Regions from separate parts of the Homo sapiens genome. Here region 1 is linked to region 2. A link is an interaction called in ENCODE POLR2A ChIA-PET data of the cell type or tissue named here. Cell type or tissue: Panc1. All regions are shown on one strand.

What was found. ChIA-PET counts read pairs that join two places held together with the same protein. Peaks named below come from ENCODE experiments on the same cell type or tissue, not always from the same donor. Only the 100,000 strongest peaks of a DNase experiment are listed, where the experiment ranks them.
Region 1: POLR2A ChIA-PET joins it to region 2 with 12 read pairs; 3 of 35 experiments call an interaction of 5 or more read pairs at or near these places.

What each region holds. Positions count from the first base shown.
Region 1 is chr1:154,623,608-154,631,607 of GRCh38, forward strand. LOC124904427 (a long non-coding RNA gene) reads left to right here and starts at 4,349. Exons shown (of 2, transcript XR_007066635.1): 1 at 4,349-4,460; 2 at 7,951-8,000. It also overlaps a transcript of ADAR not described here. RefSeq lists an enhancer at 3,476-4,261. In Panc1, no CTCF peak of the experiment used is centred here; a DNase peak (open chromatin) is centred at 4,504; H3K4me3 peaks cover 2,032 bases; H3K27ac peaks cover 2,627 bases; H3K27me3 peaks cover 227 bases.
Region 2 is chr1:154,808,547-154,816,546 of GRCh38, forward strand. The region is part of intron 2 of KCNN3 (potassium calcium-activated channel subfamily N member 3); the gene reads right to left. Among named protein-coding and RNA genes, the nearest start is that of KCNN3, 58 kb to the right of the region's middle. RefSeq lists enhancers at 4,369-5,028, 5,029-5,686. In Panc1, no CTCF peak of the experiment used is centred here; no DNase peak of the experiment used is centred here.

The sequences.
Region 1 (8,000 bases), 180 kb before region 2:
TATTTCCTTGTCAGCAATGGTTAATTTACAACGCTAAAAGACAGCCATCAGGTCATAGGCTTGGGGTTGCTGACAGGGAGCTTTTTCAGTATGCATAGAGAAAGCAGCAAGAAGGCCGGGCACAGTAGCTCATGCCTGTAATCCCAGCACTTTGGGAGGCTGAGGCGGGTGGATCACCTGAGGTCAGGAGTTCAAGACCAGCCTGGCCAACATAGTGAAACCCCATTTCTACTAAAAATACAAAAATTAGCCGGGGGTAGTGACGGGCTCCTGTAATCCTAGCTACCCGGGAGGCTGAGGCAGGAGAATCACTTGAACCTGGGAGGTGGAGGTTGCCGCCAGCCAAGATCGTGCCACTGCACTCCAGCCTGGGGGCGACAGAGCAAGACGAGCAAGACTCCATCTCAAAAAAAAAAAAAGAAAAAGAAAGCAGCAAGAGAGAATGAAGTCAATAAAGAAAACGGAGCCGAAAAAGGAAGGGCCAAGAAAGCCCTCATGACATCATTTTAGCCCCAGGATCCAGCCATGCCTGAAGCTTGCCTTTGGACTTTCTAGTTAAATAATCAAAGGGAGGAAAAAACCTTTTTTTGCTTAAGTTAATTTACACTGGGTTTGTGCCACTTGCAAGTAGATTAATATACAGTCCTTTTGGAGAAGAGCTTCATTCTGTGTGCATGTGGCAAGGGGTGGTACAGAAGGAAAGGGAGGCTGATGTCAGAGGGTCTCACCTATTAAGTCTGATAAAGTCTGATAAAGATGGTGAAATAGGTAGCTTCAAGGTAACCAGAGGGTATAGAAGCAGCAACTAGACCTCCTTGGGTGGAGGAACTGAGGGGGGTGTAAGTCACAGTCTATATGGATGGGTTATATAAATTTTGTATGTTCCTAATAGTTCACTATACAACTACAAGTCATCTTTAAACATCTTTAAGACACAGAATAGCTCATCAAAAATACCAGGAATATCATCTGTTTAAAACTAGTGTACTATTCCTACAATGAATGCACATCAATCACAGGTCTTTCCCAAATATTTAATTTTGAGACAAACTTAATATTTTGAACTCTTTATCCCTGATGTCAAACAATCATCCAGTGTTCTCCAGAAAACTCAAGCAGTTGTACCCATTAAGGTCCAAGTCTAACAGATGTTATAGCAAAACAAATTGCTCTATCTCAAGAGATTACTACAGAAGCCCAAAAGCTCAGATTCTGTTGTTCACATATTTGAGAACTCTAATCAGTTGGTCACAGATAATACTACCAATCTTGGTCTGAAACAGGGCTTCAAATCTTTAAATCCATGAATCAGAAAAATGCTCATATTACAGTGTGTTATAGTATAAAAATAGCTGGCTTAAGGAGCCTGTGTGTAATAAGCACTGGGCCTCCTTCTGGCAGAAATAACAATGCCTCAGGATTTCTTTTTTCCACAAGCATTTTCCGAATACCTACTTTGTGCCCGTCATCCCAGCACAGTGTACCCATGAGCCTGTCCTTTTTCTCTGGGTGAAAAGGCCAAACCTTGGTTCATATCTGGACAATGCTGAGTAAAAAATGTAAAATAAAAGATAATGTATCATTAGACAATTTGAGATGTTATTCTTGCAGCCAATCCTGGCCCACTAAACTCTGTCTGGGCCTCCTTTCCCCCACTGCACCAGGTTTACATTGCTGGGATACTAGTCACTGAGAAAGAGCAAGACTCAAACCACATAGCCTGATGAGCAAGGGCAAGAGCAAGACTTGCTAGACACTGAGAAAGAGCAAGACTCAAACCACACAGCTGGCTTCAAGTTCCAGCTTTGCCGTTAATTAATGTCAGGACCTTAGCCAAGATTCACTTCTGCATCTATAAAATGGGGATAATATTTAGTGCACTCAGTTGTTAGAGGGATGAAATAAGTTAGTATATGTAAAGTGCTCAACACCGTGTCAGGTACATAGCAAGTGCTAAAGAGAAGCGAAAGGCCTGGCGCGGTGGCTCATGCCTGTAATCCCATCACTCTGGGAGGCCTAAGTGCGCAGATCACTTGAGGTCAGGAGTTCGAGACCAGCCTGGCCAACATGGTGAAACCCCATCTCTACTAAAAATACAAAAATTAGCCGGGCATAGGCCAGGCACGGTGGCTCATACCTGTAATCCCAGCAGTTTGGGAGGCCGAGGCAGGTGGATCACCTGAGGTCAGGAGTTCGAGACCAGCCTGGCCAACATGGTGAAACCCTGTCTTACTAAAAATACAAAAATTAGCCAGGCATGGTGGCATGCTCCTGTAATCCCAGCTACTCGGGAGGCTGAGGAGGGAGACTCACTTGAACCCGGGAGGTAGAGTTTGCAGTGAGCTGAGATCGCATCATTGCACTCCAGCCTGCGCGATGGAGTGAGACTCTGTCTCAAAAAAAAAAAAAAAAAAAAATTAGCCAGGCATGGTGGTGCACATCTGTGATCCCAGCTACTCGGGATAAAATTGAAAAATAATAAAATAAAATGAGAAGCTATAATTAATAAAGTGAGTTTTTTTTTTTTTGAGATACAGTTTCGCTGTCGTCCAGGCTGGGGTGCAATGGTGGATATTGGCTCACTGCAACCTCCACCACCTGGGTTTGAGAGATTGTCCTGCCTCAGCCTCCCAAGTAGCTGGGATCACAGATGTGCACCATCATGCTGGTCTAATTTTTGTATTTTTAGTAGAGACGGGGTTTCACCATGTTGGCCAGGCTGGTCTCGAACTCCTGACCTCACATGATCCACCTGCCTCGGCCTCCCAAAGTGCTGGGATTACAGGCATGAGCCACTGCACCCGGCCTAAAGTGAGATCTTCACCTCTTTGCAGTTCTAGAATTTAATGAAGTGTACAGCAGAGAGATTATGGATTTTGAGATTTCCCCTCCACTACCACCCCCAAGTCTGCATATCATATCTGGCAGAATAGCAAACATCTAAAATAGCAAAAAGTTCCCCTGCTTCTCAAGCAGCTGTACCAATAGGAAACCTTCAGCAAGGGAGCAAGTCCAAGCTCCTGGGTACTGGGCCCTTACTAATAATAGCTAGACACTTCGAATTCTGACACCTCGGGCAAGGTAGATATAATTATCTTCATTTTGTAGATAAGCCCAAGTAGGAGTGGAGAGGTTAAATAACTCATTCAATGTCAAACAGCTGCAAAGTGGCAGACCTGACTCCAAAGTTCATGTCCCCTTTCCACTCTATTTCCCTTTTTCCCATATAGCAAGCACTAACTGTTTGTAAATAACGACCAAGATATTTCAAGAGATCTTTAAAAGGATGGGAACAAGGCTTCTCTGGTGGAGAAAGAAGTTGGCATCACAACTGCTGACAGTTTGACGCCCCTGCCTTCTCTGCCCCCAATGACCCGCTCTAGCAATCCTGCCTCCCTCTCTAGCAACAAGACACTGTGTAGGCCTCTGTTTGCAAGTCTCCTCCCGTGGCAGCCTAGACTCTGCTCCCTCCGCTAATTGCATACTTGGGCTCCTCCACACAACATTCAAAATCCAATGACAGGTATCCCTTTTTGGAAGGCAAGTTTCCCAAACTCTGATACCAACACGAAACACCTGGGGCCGGATTACCCTCTAGTGGGGCCCCCAAATCAAGCTAAACAGAGAAGGAAGAGGAGGTGACGCAACTAGGCCTCCTGCACCAGGCCAGACAGGCTGAGCGCGGCGGCCGTGACCCCGCAGTGAGCTTTCCACAGTGGCCTCCTACGCCTTCCCTGTGGAAGGCACGCCAGGGCGGCGATGTTATCTCTGGGATAAAGGGCCGGTCCTAACGCAGTTTGTGGTAGAAGGCGCAGCAAAAGCGCCTACCGCGGCGAGTCCCAGGCAGCTCACTCTCCAGTCACTCTCCGAGGCGGGGGAGCCGGCGAGAGGGAAACAAGGGCCTTTGGTACCCAGCTGTTGGGCCTTTGGTACCCAGCTGCTGGGCTCCGGCTGGCACGAGCGCCGGAGCATCCGTGCGCAGCCTCTGCCGCCCACACTCGCGCACACACGGGCGCGCACACACGCACAAAAGTACACCGGCCCGGGCGTCCGCCTCCTGGAAGGCTGCCGAGACCGGCCACTGTGCCCCTACCAGCTGCGTCCCCACCCAGCCCTGCGGCCACCCTCAGTGCCCTGCCGGGGCGCCCCCACGCTTCCTCTAACATCAACGCCAGAGACTGGAGAGGCCGCATGGGCCGCGCGTTCCAGCCCAGGCAGGTGTAGCCGAGAAGGACAGAGGCTCTTACCGGGTCTTGCACTTCCTCGGGACACGGCCGGACACCCGGAGACTGCCAGTGCGGCCGCGACCCTCCCCCCACCCTCCCCCACCACGTAGCCTTCTCTACCTTCAGTCGGGAATCAATGGTCTGGTCGCAGATTGGTGACATCATTGGCGCGCCGGGCGTGGGAGGAAGAACCACGTGATTCAACCTCTTTTGTTTGCGCTCTAGGAAATTAAGGTTTTTGTTGCTACGTCTTCCTTGGTTTTTTACGTTGTGTTAATGCCGCTGTTTTGGGTACAGTGGGGAGTAGGTACATGGGTTTAGGATGCTGCATTTTTGCCCATGGCCTTGATTGAACTCCTTAGTCATTTATAACGTGGTTGGGCCGGAAGGCCTGAGAAGATACGTAGGTACAATCCTCTTTTAAAAAGACCACAGAATTAGCCAATAATACATTATAACCAGTAGTCTTTGAATGGCCCGTTTAAATTAAATTAAACGAATTCATTTTTAAAATAATATAATGAACACCTTCTTTAACTTGACATGCTAACCAAGAACTAAAATATTATCAATTAACTTTCATCAGCTTGTAAGTGGTCCCCATCTTGTGCCACTGCCTCTCCATCAGAAGTAACTCCCATCCTGAATTTGTGTTTACACAACTATTATATTGCTTTAATTTCTTTTCACATTTATATATATTACTAAGCAATGTATTTTTACTTTTCTTAGTTTTGTGTGTATTTCCAAACTCTCATCTAGAGGCCTGGGCCTGGTACATTTTTCTTTACTCATCTTTATTGACCGAAGTTACATTTTGTTCATTTTCACTGCTACATAAAAATCCATTATGTACCATAATTTATCCATTCTCCAGCTGCCAAGTCTTTGTGCAATTTCCAGTCTTTTGCTCTTTCCAACAGTGTTGGAAATCAGCATTGCTTTCTGGTGCCCCTGTGCAAAAATGTCTCTTGGGTGTATTTACCTAGGAATAAAATTGATAGGACTTTGGAATGCCAGTATTCCACTTTATATGATAGTACCAAATTTTTATCCAAAGTGGTTGTACCAGTTTATACTCCTACCAGCATCCACATCTTCTCTAACACCTCAGATTTCTTGGCTTTTGCTAATGCATGGTCTCAAACTGCCCTTATTGAGGTTAAGCATCTCTTTTAAATATGTATTGTCCATCTGTAGTTTCTCTTCTGTGAAATGTCAGTGTAGGGCATTTGAGGGATTTTTAGGGCTGAGCAAGAAAAAATATATGACCAGGAGGTGACAGTAGCACACTCAAGCTTTATTTGTGTGAGCTTTGACAGGTTTGTATTTAGGGGAAGTCCTTGGCAGCATGAGAAGATCCAGAGATTGGGGGTGGAGAGGAACCATCCAAAAGGGGAAAAGAGAAGGAAACTTCCAGAAGAGAGTGGCCTTACCATGTCCAGGTGATGTTGTTCAGCGGCCTGTGGGAAGTCTCTGTTTCAGAAAGCTCCCAAGGGCAGCAGCAAATTGGAGTCTTCATAAACCACAGATTTATCTTATCTATGACTAACAGATGTTGGGCACAGTTTCATGAGGTATACAAAGCAGGCAAGCAGCTCTAAATGCCTAAAAATCTGCTTAGTTGTGTTATATTTAAAATGCCTGGATGTATAAACATTTGAGTTAGGTGCTGAAAGGCTTTTGAGATAATAGATACCAGCTTGCTGTGAAGAAATAAACAACTCAGGGACCCAGATACAGAGGCCATCTTTGGCTCTTTATATAACAGTCAGTTTGAGTCTTTTATTATTGTTTTAGTGGATTGTTTGCTACATTATTCACAAACTTAGGGCACTGATTCTTCATCAGTTATATGTGTTGCAAATTTATCCTTCCATATGTATCCTTTCATTTTCTATTTTGGTAGATGTTCTTAACTTTGAATTTATTAATATTTATCCTGTTTTTCTTTTCCCCGTACCCTAATATTTATTCACTTACTCTTACTCCTAAAAATCTTTAAATCCTTATTCTCTCTGGAATTTACTTTTGTATATGGTGTGAGGTAGGGATCCCATTTTACTTTTTACATACAAATGACCTTTATTTTTCCCCAGGTTTGTTTATTGACTAGCCCCACCTTTCCCAACTTTCCCACCTTTCCCAACTTTGTTATATATCAACATTCCAGTTACTTATGGGTCTATTTCTGATCTATCTATTCTCTTCCACTGGAAAATTTGTCTATCTTGATGTCAACACCACATTATTTAATTACCACAGCTTTATAAAAAGTCTTGATATTTAGTAGTGCAAAATCTCCCTTTTATTCTTCATCCATCTTCTTTTTTTGGGCTATGCTTGGTCTTTAGTTTTCCCATATTTTAAGGCAAGCATCTCAAGTTGCACACACAAACAAGTTGCACACACACACACGCAGCAGTAACAACAACAAAAACCTGTTGGCATTGCATTGAATAATAAATAACTAATATATAAATTTGGAGAGAATTGACATTTTATGATTCTGAGTCTTCCATAAGCAAGGGATAACTTTCTTTTTATTAGGTCTTCATTAATGCTTTAATTTGGATTTATTATTCTCTTTGTCCAGATCTTGCACATCTTTTGGGGATTTTATTCCTAGATTCTTTGTAGTTTTTGTTGCTATTATAAGTGATGTCCTTTAAAAATATGCTTTCTAATTTTTTGATGATCATATAGAAATAAATTTGATTTTTGTACATTGATATTGTATCCAGCCACAATGCTAAACTCTTGTTTGTAGTAATTTATTTATTGATTCTTTTGGATTTTGTATGTAAACAATCATTATCTGAAAATAATGCCAGTTTCCCCCTTTCCTACGCCCAACCCTTATTGCTTTTTATCTATCTTAAAGTGTTACACTGGTTTGGCCAGGCTCAGTGGCTCATGCCTGTAATCCCAGCACTTTGGGAGGCCAAGGCGGGCAGATCATGAGGTCAGGAGATTGAGACCATCCTGGCTAACATGGTGAGACCCTATCTCTACTAAAAATACAAAAACTTAGCCGGGCGTGGTGGCGGGTGCCTGTAGTCCCAGCTACTTGGGAGGCTGAGGCAGGAGAATGGAGTGAACCCGGGAGGCAGAGCTTGCAGTGAGCTGAGATTGCACCACTGCACTCCAGCCTGGGCGACAGAGCCAGACTCCATCTCAAAAAAAAAAAAAAAGTGTTACACTGGTTTGGGGGAGAAGGCAGTGCATTGTTCCAGTACAGTGTTATTGGAAATGGTGATAGTGGGCATTCTTGATGCTCTTGATATTCGAAAGGGAAACTTAGTATTATTTTTGTATATTTTATGATAAAACATTTAGAATGATATTTTTGTAGGCGTTTTGTAAATCTCCTTTATCAGGTTAAGGAAGGTACCTTTTATTCCTAGTTGAATAAAATTTAAAAATCTTGAATGGATTTGAATTTAATTTATTTCTACATCTATTGAAATCATCACACAATTTCTTTCTCCCTTTAATATGTTAATATGGTAGATGACATTTATAGATTTTATATTAAACTACTTATCCTTGCATTCCTAGGATAAACAACTGGACCATAAAGTCTCAATTTTATATGCTATTGTGCTCTATATATTCTATGTCTATGTTATATTCTATGTAGGATTTTTGCGTTTGTGTTTATGAAAAACATGGACTTGTGATATTCCTTTCTCATTCTGTCTTGATCTGTTTGGGTTTCAAGGCTCATAAAGTGACATAAGGAGTATTCCCTTTTTTTGTATCCTCTGGAAG
Region 2 (8,000 bases):
GATCACAAGCCTGTTTAGGGCAGGGACCTTGCTGTCCCCACGGTGCCTGGCTCAGAACAGCCCTTCAATAGCTCTGTGCTGAATGAATTAATCACCTTTTGTCCAGTCCTCAGGGGAGAGAATAGTTGCTATTTCTAACAGCAGCAGGAAGACAAATATCGCCCTGCCCACTCCCCCGCCTCCCATTCCACACATACACACCCACTGGTGGCAATTTCTCTTTGCTCTCAAATCGATATGGTTTCTAGCACATTCTAGCAAGAAGCACCATAAAGAGCTGATAGGGACCTTGGAGAGCCCTTAGCTTCCTCCCCAGATGCACAAGTGAGGGATCTGAGGGCAGTGAGGGGCAGGGTCTGCTGGCGATCACACAGCAGGCAGGTGTCGGGCGGCTCCCGCAGAGCCGCCTCGTGGCTCTGAGTTCAGAGGCGGTGGCTGCTCTGCGCCCACTGGATGGCTCCGCCGTGTCTGGTTACTGATCTCTGGTTTGTGGCTGTGCCTGATGTAGTCACAGGTCAGTGGTCATAGCCAGGCCCAGCTGCTGTGGCTGAGCAGTGTCTCTGAGAACGTCCAGCCACGGTGGCCATGCCTCAGCACTCTCCTGTGACACAACGTGATCTCACCGAGTGACCAGGTGTACGGCTTCACCCGTCCATTTCACAGACTCAACACTCAGCCCCAGCAGCCAAGCCCCAGCACCAGCAGCCACGCTTTCATTTCACAGACTGTGAGTAACACGAGACCGGGTCCAGTCTGTAGTTCACAGCTCTGTCCCATACCAGGCACCGTGCCCCTCACAGAGCATGGCTCAATAAACACGTGTTCTATGAATGCAGAGCAGGCTTATTTGGGGGCTGGGGTGGGAGGGCACATAAAACTACAACCTCACAGGAGGCCACAAAACTTTTAAGATGAAAAAGATTTGCAAATCCTTGAAGTTTCTTCTTTACTTCTCCTGTCTTTAGTCCAACCAAAGAAAGTTTACCTCCCAGATTTGACTTCTGGTTCGACATTTGTATCAATGGTTTAGATGAAGCTATTATACTCAGGCTCATCACATGTGGGAGGGCAGGAAGCTGGGAGGCCCCCAAATACATGTTGCTGAGTGAGATGCTAAAAGGCCTGGACAGACTAGAATGAAGGGCTGAAACAGCTGCAGGGAAACGTAACAGAAGAAAATGAAAGGTACAGTTCTCACCTAAAAAGCCAACGGTATTAGGAAGGATGGGAGATTGAGGGGGCAGAGGGTGGGGAGCTGCTTAGCAGCTCATGAGAAGACAGAGGGGTTTTAGTAAATATTCAATTCAATATAAACTAACAGGCTACCATGAAAGCTAAAAGTCACTGGCTGTCTTTGGCTGCAGTAACAAAGTGAGAAAGCAGGTCGGTGCCTTCTGTACTGACCTGATCCCAGTGGTGTGTAAGGGTCAGTGTGTCACCAGATCCCTGGGCTGCTGTGGACCAAGCAGATCCTGTTCAGAGTAGCAAGATCAGGGTGGAAACAGGATTATTGACATGATTATGGCAGGGAAGTGGGGGCATTTAATCTAGGGAAGTCCTGGGTCCAGCTTAGGGGAGTTTGGGTGGAAGGCTGCTGGCACCTTACCATAGGAACGGGCAGAAGGAGGGGAGAATATGGGCGGGGAAACAGGAAGAGCTGCTGAAGCCTGACTCACCCAGGCCACTGGCAGCCCAAGGCACAGTGTCTAAGGGAAAGACCAGACTCAGCCCAGGCAGATGATGGCTTGGGGTTAGAGGCAGGTCTGATCCTGAGGGCCTGGGGACTATCAGGGACACTGTGACTCCAGGCGAGCAGAAGTAGAAGTCAGCCCCTCAGAAGGCAGGGAGGCAAGAAAGAACAAGACCCAGTATGGGGCTCAGTGAGGCTTCAAGGAAGACCCTAGCCTTCCTTGGGATCAGAAGGCAAGGCAGAGAAACTGAAGCGGGTCCCAGTTCTGATGGCTGGGCAGGTTACCCTGAGATGGCTGCCCTTCTACCTCCCCAAGGGTGCTGGGCCTCATCCTTGAGGCAAGCCTTGGACCCAAGGGGAGGACAATAGGGAAACCAGGAGAAGGAAGGGATTTTAATAGGCAGAGGAGCCACCACAAGGCACAGCCAAGGTGGGGGTGTGGCTGGGATGAGGGCCTCCAGAGCTGCTGCAAGGTTGGACCAACACTGGGTTACTGTTCAGCCCTAGGCTTCCTAATATTCACCCTTGTTGGAGGGAAGTCCCCATGACTCAGCCCACCTTCTAGGCTGCTTCTAGCCATTGTAGGAACCAGGGGTAGAAGAGTTAATTTGAGGACGGGCCTCTCTCCCCCAGGCAGGGCAACCTGGCTAGCTTTGGAGATGGTCAACTCAAACAGTTGACCTCAAAACCCTCTGCCCTCACCAGCCACATGACTGTGGACACATCTCTTACCTTCTCTGCTTCAGTTGCTTTATCTATAAAGGGGGTATGAATACAGAGCCTAACTACGGGACTGTCGCCAAGAATCACTGAGATGATAAAGTAAAGGCACAGTCTCCAGCACACAAGAGATCAACAGATGGAGGCGACACTATTACCACCTGTGGGATTACCAACCACTTCCCCAATCGAAACTTGGAATCAGAACCCCGGCCCGTGACGTTAGGGCGATGGGACAGGGTAAAGGTAAGTTTAGGGGCTGACAAAGTGGGAGATGCTTGTGGAGATGATGTGCGAAGAGAGCTCACCACAAGCCTTGGTGGAGGCACACAAGGCCACACAGAAAATGACAAAAGTCAGTTCTGGAGATGGATGGTGGTGACAAATATACAATAATAAGGATACAAATATATATATAAGAATATAATTAGACAATTAACGTCACTGAACCATATACTTAAAAATGGTTAAAATGCTAAATTATAGGTTATGTATATTTTACCACAAGTTTAAAAAGTGTTTTAAATGAACAAGTCTCAACTTGGACCCAGGTCTACGGACCGCAGGCTCAGTGTCTCTCCCACCATCATGCTAACAGGACAGGTTTGTATGGGAGATGCCTTTGGAGGAAACAAAACTGCTCAATTGAATTGCATCGAATTCTTTAATTCAAAGGTAAATCGGGGCAGTTCATCTCTTTTCCTCGTCCAATTGTTGGGTTTTGGAGAATTTGAGCAGTGGTGATTTTGCCATTTTTTCTCTTAAAAACAGGAAAATGTCATTTTACTAGATTTGTACTCAACAGGAAACTAGAATTATCAGAATTTTCTTGATAGCACAATGCAACAACACTTGTATAGAAGCCTCCAAACACTAAAGATTCAACAGTGCCTTCCAACTTTACAAATTCTCAGAGAGTCAATGATCCTTACCCCAGGAGTCACTGAGTCCTACTATGCACAGTGCTCTTCGTTAGGCACAGCAGGGGTGGCTGCAGGGATGATTGGGAAGACGCTGGCCTCCCTGAGCTTAATTGAGTGCCATGTTTCTTAATAAGAGTGTGCACTGGCCCCCCTGCGGTGCTGTCAAAACACACATTCCCAGGCAGTGGGGTTCACCTGCCTATGCAGGACCCAGATATGACACGGGGGATCTGAGGCACACCCCTGATTGAGAACCGCTGCCACGGGGGAAATGATCATCATTGAAAAATGGTAACAACAAAACCAAATAGAACGGATTAACTTTGAAAAAGTCAGGGATGACACACCTTGGCACTCTCAGAGAAACAGAATATTCTTTTTTTTTCTTTTTTTTTATACTTTAAGTTTTAGGGTACATGTGCACAACGTGCAGGTTTGTTACATATGTATACATGTGCCATGTTGGTGTGCTGCACCCATTAACTCGTCATTTACATTAGGTATATCTCCTAACGCTATCCCTCCCCCATCCCCCCACCCCACAACAGGCCCCGGTGTGTGATGTTCCCCTTCCTGTGTCCATGTGTTCTCATTGTTCAATCCCACCTGTGAGTGAGAACATGCGGTGTTTGGTTTTTTGTCCTTGCGATAGTTTGCTGAGAATGATGGAGAAACAGAATATTCTATTAAGCTGAGCACTTGTTCCCCATGACTTTGGAGAAGTGGGAGTGCGCGTTCATGGAAGGAGTTTGGAATGGATTGTTAAGGCAGGGGACTTGGCCACTTACTCTATTATCCTGAAAACTTTAAGCTGTCTGACCAGCTCCTGTGTGTAAGAGACTCAAGAGGAGTCACCTTTAAACTTTAAGATGTTGGAGCCAAAGAGCTGTCTTTATTATTGTTTTCTATGTCAAGTTTGAGGCTGTGTTTAGGGGACAGCCAGCTCTGTGACTGGGCAGAGGCAAGGCTATTAAGAGAAGGGACAGAAGTTGTTCGGACAGTCCCACAAAGGGCCTCCTGAACACAAACCAGGTCAGTCATTGTTACCAAAAACCGCTCACAGCCACTCTCCCGACATTTTCCTCTCCTTGTCAGGCAGTGCCCCTCAGACATGGAATTCTGGCTACAATCAGAGTTCTCAGAGATCCTCTGGCCTAATCTGCCCACTTTACAGACAACACAACTGAGATTGAGCTAGAACAAGTAGCTTGTCCAAGCTCACAAGTGATCAGCATCCCAGACAAACTGGCCCTGGCCTCTCGTCCCATGTAGAATGGGCAGAGGGTTGCTGGGGTGGGAGCCCCTTGGGCAGGGCAGTTGTTAGGCTGCTTTTTTTTTTTTTTTTTTTTTTTGAACATTTTCATTCTCTCAGCTGCCCATGCTGGGACTGTGATTTTTTGTATCCTGAGTTACACTGGAAGCTTCCTGAGAAGCGTGTCCACGGCCCCCTCACTTCACATGGCCTAGGGCGAGGACAAGTGTGTGGTTTCCAAGGTAACACATAGCTGGGTGGATTCAGCCTCCCGGGCCGCCTCCTCTTCCTGGGAGGCTTCATCTTAAGCCCGCAGGGGAGGAGGCGTGGGAGGCCAGGCGACGCACCGCCTTCCCATTCACAAACACGGACTCTTCCCGAAACCAGTCTCCCCTCTGTCCTCCTGCCAGGGTTCAAGGGCAGATGACCCCTCCCCACCCCGTCCTGAACTCCTGGAGCTAAGGAAGCTCCTGGAGGACTTGGCAAGAGGCGTTTGCCTGGAAGTCAACAGAACCCCAGCTGACGGGGAGGTCAAGCCTTAACATGCCCGGAGCAGGGCTTTTCACACCTGTTAATGGACACAGCACCACCCAGTGAGAGCATGATCCAGGATGACATTCCCCAGAGACAAAACAGAAAGTCAATACAGGCAGCCGAGAAACAAGCCTTGCTGCCACCACGAGCACACCCACCCCATCGGAGACGCCAGCCAGGGCCAGGGAGAGCAGCCGGGGGCCCTCACACCTGAGGGACAGGGAGCAGGGGCAGGAAAGCCCCCTCTGAGGCAGAAAGGGTTAAGCCCAAGTGTTTAAATGTTTAGCAAATAAAACCAAAATGTCACACAGAGACTGCCAGGGCTGGTGTAGTAACCATGGCAATCCATGGCCAGCGGCCGATCCAAGTGAAAAGGTGCTGGGATCGAGGTGGGCCTCCCAGAGAGTGGCAGGGAGGGCCATGGTGGGCATGGCCAGCTCACTGGGCAACCTGCTGGGACCCGCAGCCCCTTAGGATGCAGAAAGCACGGGCCAGATGCCAGGTCTGTGGGCTTCAGGTCAGGCTCTCAGCCTGTTAGAGGCTCTACTTTCTCCTTAGAATGAGGAGGGAGTAAATCTGCCATGCCTACCCCAGTTTTGTCATTCATTCATTCATTTATTCAGCCTACACTCATTGAATAGCACCTACTATGTGCTAGGCACTCTCATGCCTTTGGGGGTCCAACAGTGAAACCAATACAGTCCCCACTGCCATGGAGCCCACAGTCAGAGAAGGGAGTTGCAGGCAAGAAATAGTATTCACAACCAACATAAGACACGCAGGGACAAGTAAGAGCCGCTGCTATAAGAGCTGGTGCTAGGTCCACTCCTAGAAGGGGCACCCTGGGGTCAGGGAAGGGGGACGATGGCCAGAGAGAGTTCCTGGAGGAGGAAATATCTATGCTGAAACCTAAAAGGCAAAAAGGTGAAGGCGGCCAGGCCCAAGGCCTCATAGATGTGAAAACCCTCTAAAAAATACAAAGCGCTAGACAAGATGTGGCCACACCATCGTCTCTGAGGCGCTTGCTAATGTATCAGCTCTGAGCTTTCTGTCTTCAAAGTGTAGTCTGACGAGGATTTATTCCATGGTGTTCTGACTTCTCGGGCCCAGTTGGTGGTGTAGCTCCTCTCTCTATTTCTCCCTTTCTTTCTAGCCCCACTGTGCACAGCTGGGCCAGGCAGGAGGCCGAGGCCCAAAGAAGAGCAGCGCTCCAGTGAATCCCCATCACCAGTCGCTGTTCTCTGGAACACATTCCCCATTTTCAATTTCCCTTGTGTGCTGTGATCATCCAGGGGCACACTCATGAAAGTGGGACAGGAGAGGGATGTAAACCTGGCAGAGGAGGCCCCCATCTGGAATTTCCTTGTCAAGGTCTCCTCCCCTTCAGTACGAGTGGCCCGAGCTCCCTCCTTCCATCTGCTCATCACACCTGAGTTAAGGAGCTGACATGCTCAAACCTAGCCAGGCTGAGAAGTCTGTCTGGGGGTCTCAAGATCTCGGAGGTTCAATGAAGGTATTTCTAATTCATCAACCAACCAGCCAGAGACACCCTTAGGAAACCTCTACCAGGTGTCTGAAGAAGGATGGGGACTCTAGCCCCTACCTGGGGGGTTTGGGCAGCCTCCACCTCCCTTCGGAGGACAGGCACAGCTTCCTTCTCTTTTTTTTTCCTCTCCTGAAACGCTCTGGGCCAGCTTTGTCCTGAGCATACAAGGTCTCTGCTCCTGGCGAATGCAGGGCACAGCATCATCTCCGCGTGAAACCTGCCCAGCCTCTCTGGGAGAAATGCATCACTCCCTCCTCCGTGGCCACTTGGTGTTTCACAGACCCTCATATTATGGCACTTATGACCCTGGGTCACAGTGGATAAAGGTCTAGGACAAACCAATTTCCAAAGGCAGGAATCAGGTCTGCTTTATTTCTGGATTCTCAATGCCTAGCACAAAGTAGTCCTACAATAAATGTTTGTTGAATAAGTAAACGAATGAATGGACTCACCATTTTTATAGACTGTACTAGGGTTGGAAAATTTAGAGAGGTCAGTACGTGCTCTGCTATTATACCTTGTCTCTCAGTGCCAGGACACCTTACAGGTTACATTCAGGATGTGACTTGAGCCTGCTTTCTTTTACAGGGAGAAGGGAGGGTGAGGGCACAGAGCAAGACGCAACGTGAGTTGTCCTGTCTGTTCTTTCAGGGGAAGACACCACTAACTCATTTAGCGGTGGGACCCCAAAGCACCTGGGCCAGCAACACCTCCTGCATTACAGACACCCATGTCCCTGTGACAGCACATTACACGCACCCAGGAGGACACTCCCATCCACAGAGCAATTATGCCACAGGAAGTGAGGCTTCCTATAATTTATGTCCTGTAATTTCAAGTAATTTCCCTGTCTGCTCAGAACTCTATTGGTATTTAATGAAAATATCCACTTTTATATACCTAATAAATTAAAAGCCTCCCCTTTTTTTGGTCCCTTGTATTTCAAATTCATGAGGTTGAAGGCCCATAGTTTGTTACTACCGTTACGTTTCTGTTGAGTTTGAAAAAGACTGGAAACATCTGAGACCAACGCTAGATCTTGAGGGGATTGATATCCCCAGGCAAGAGTGGATCTCCACCCCATTGATCTGATTGATGCCTTTTACTTTGAATATGGCCAAGAACCACAATTTGAAATTAATGATCTCTGAAGCTCCCATTCTGGGACTGGATTATATGAACTCTGCCACTGCTCTGTATCCCATCCTGGGTCACAGTAGTCTCTTCAGTTTAATTCAATAAACATTCACTGACTACCTGCTACGTGCCCGGCATTGGCCTGGATGTAGGGACGGCACCTCCCATCCCTGCAACTTTATTAAGGATGCCAGGCTC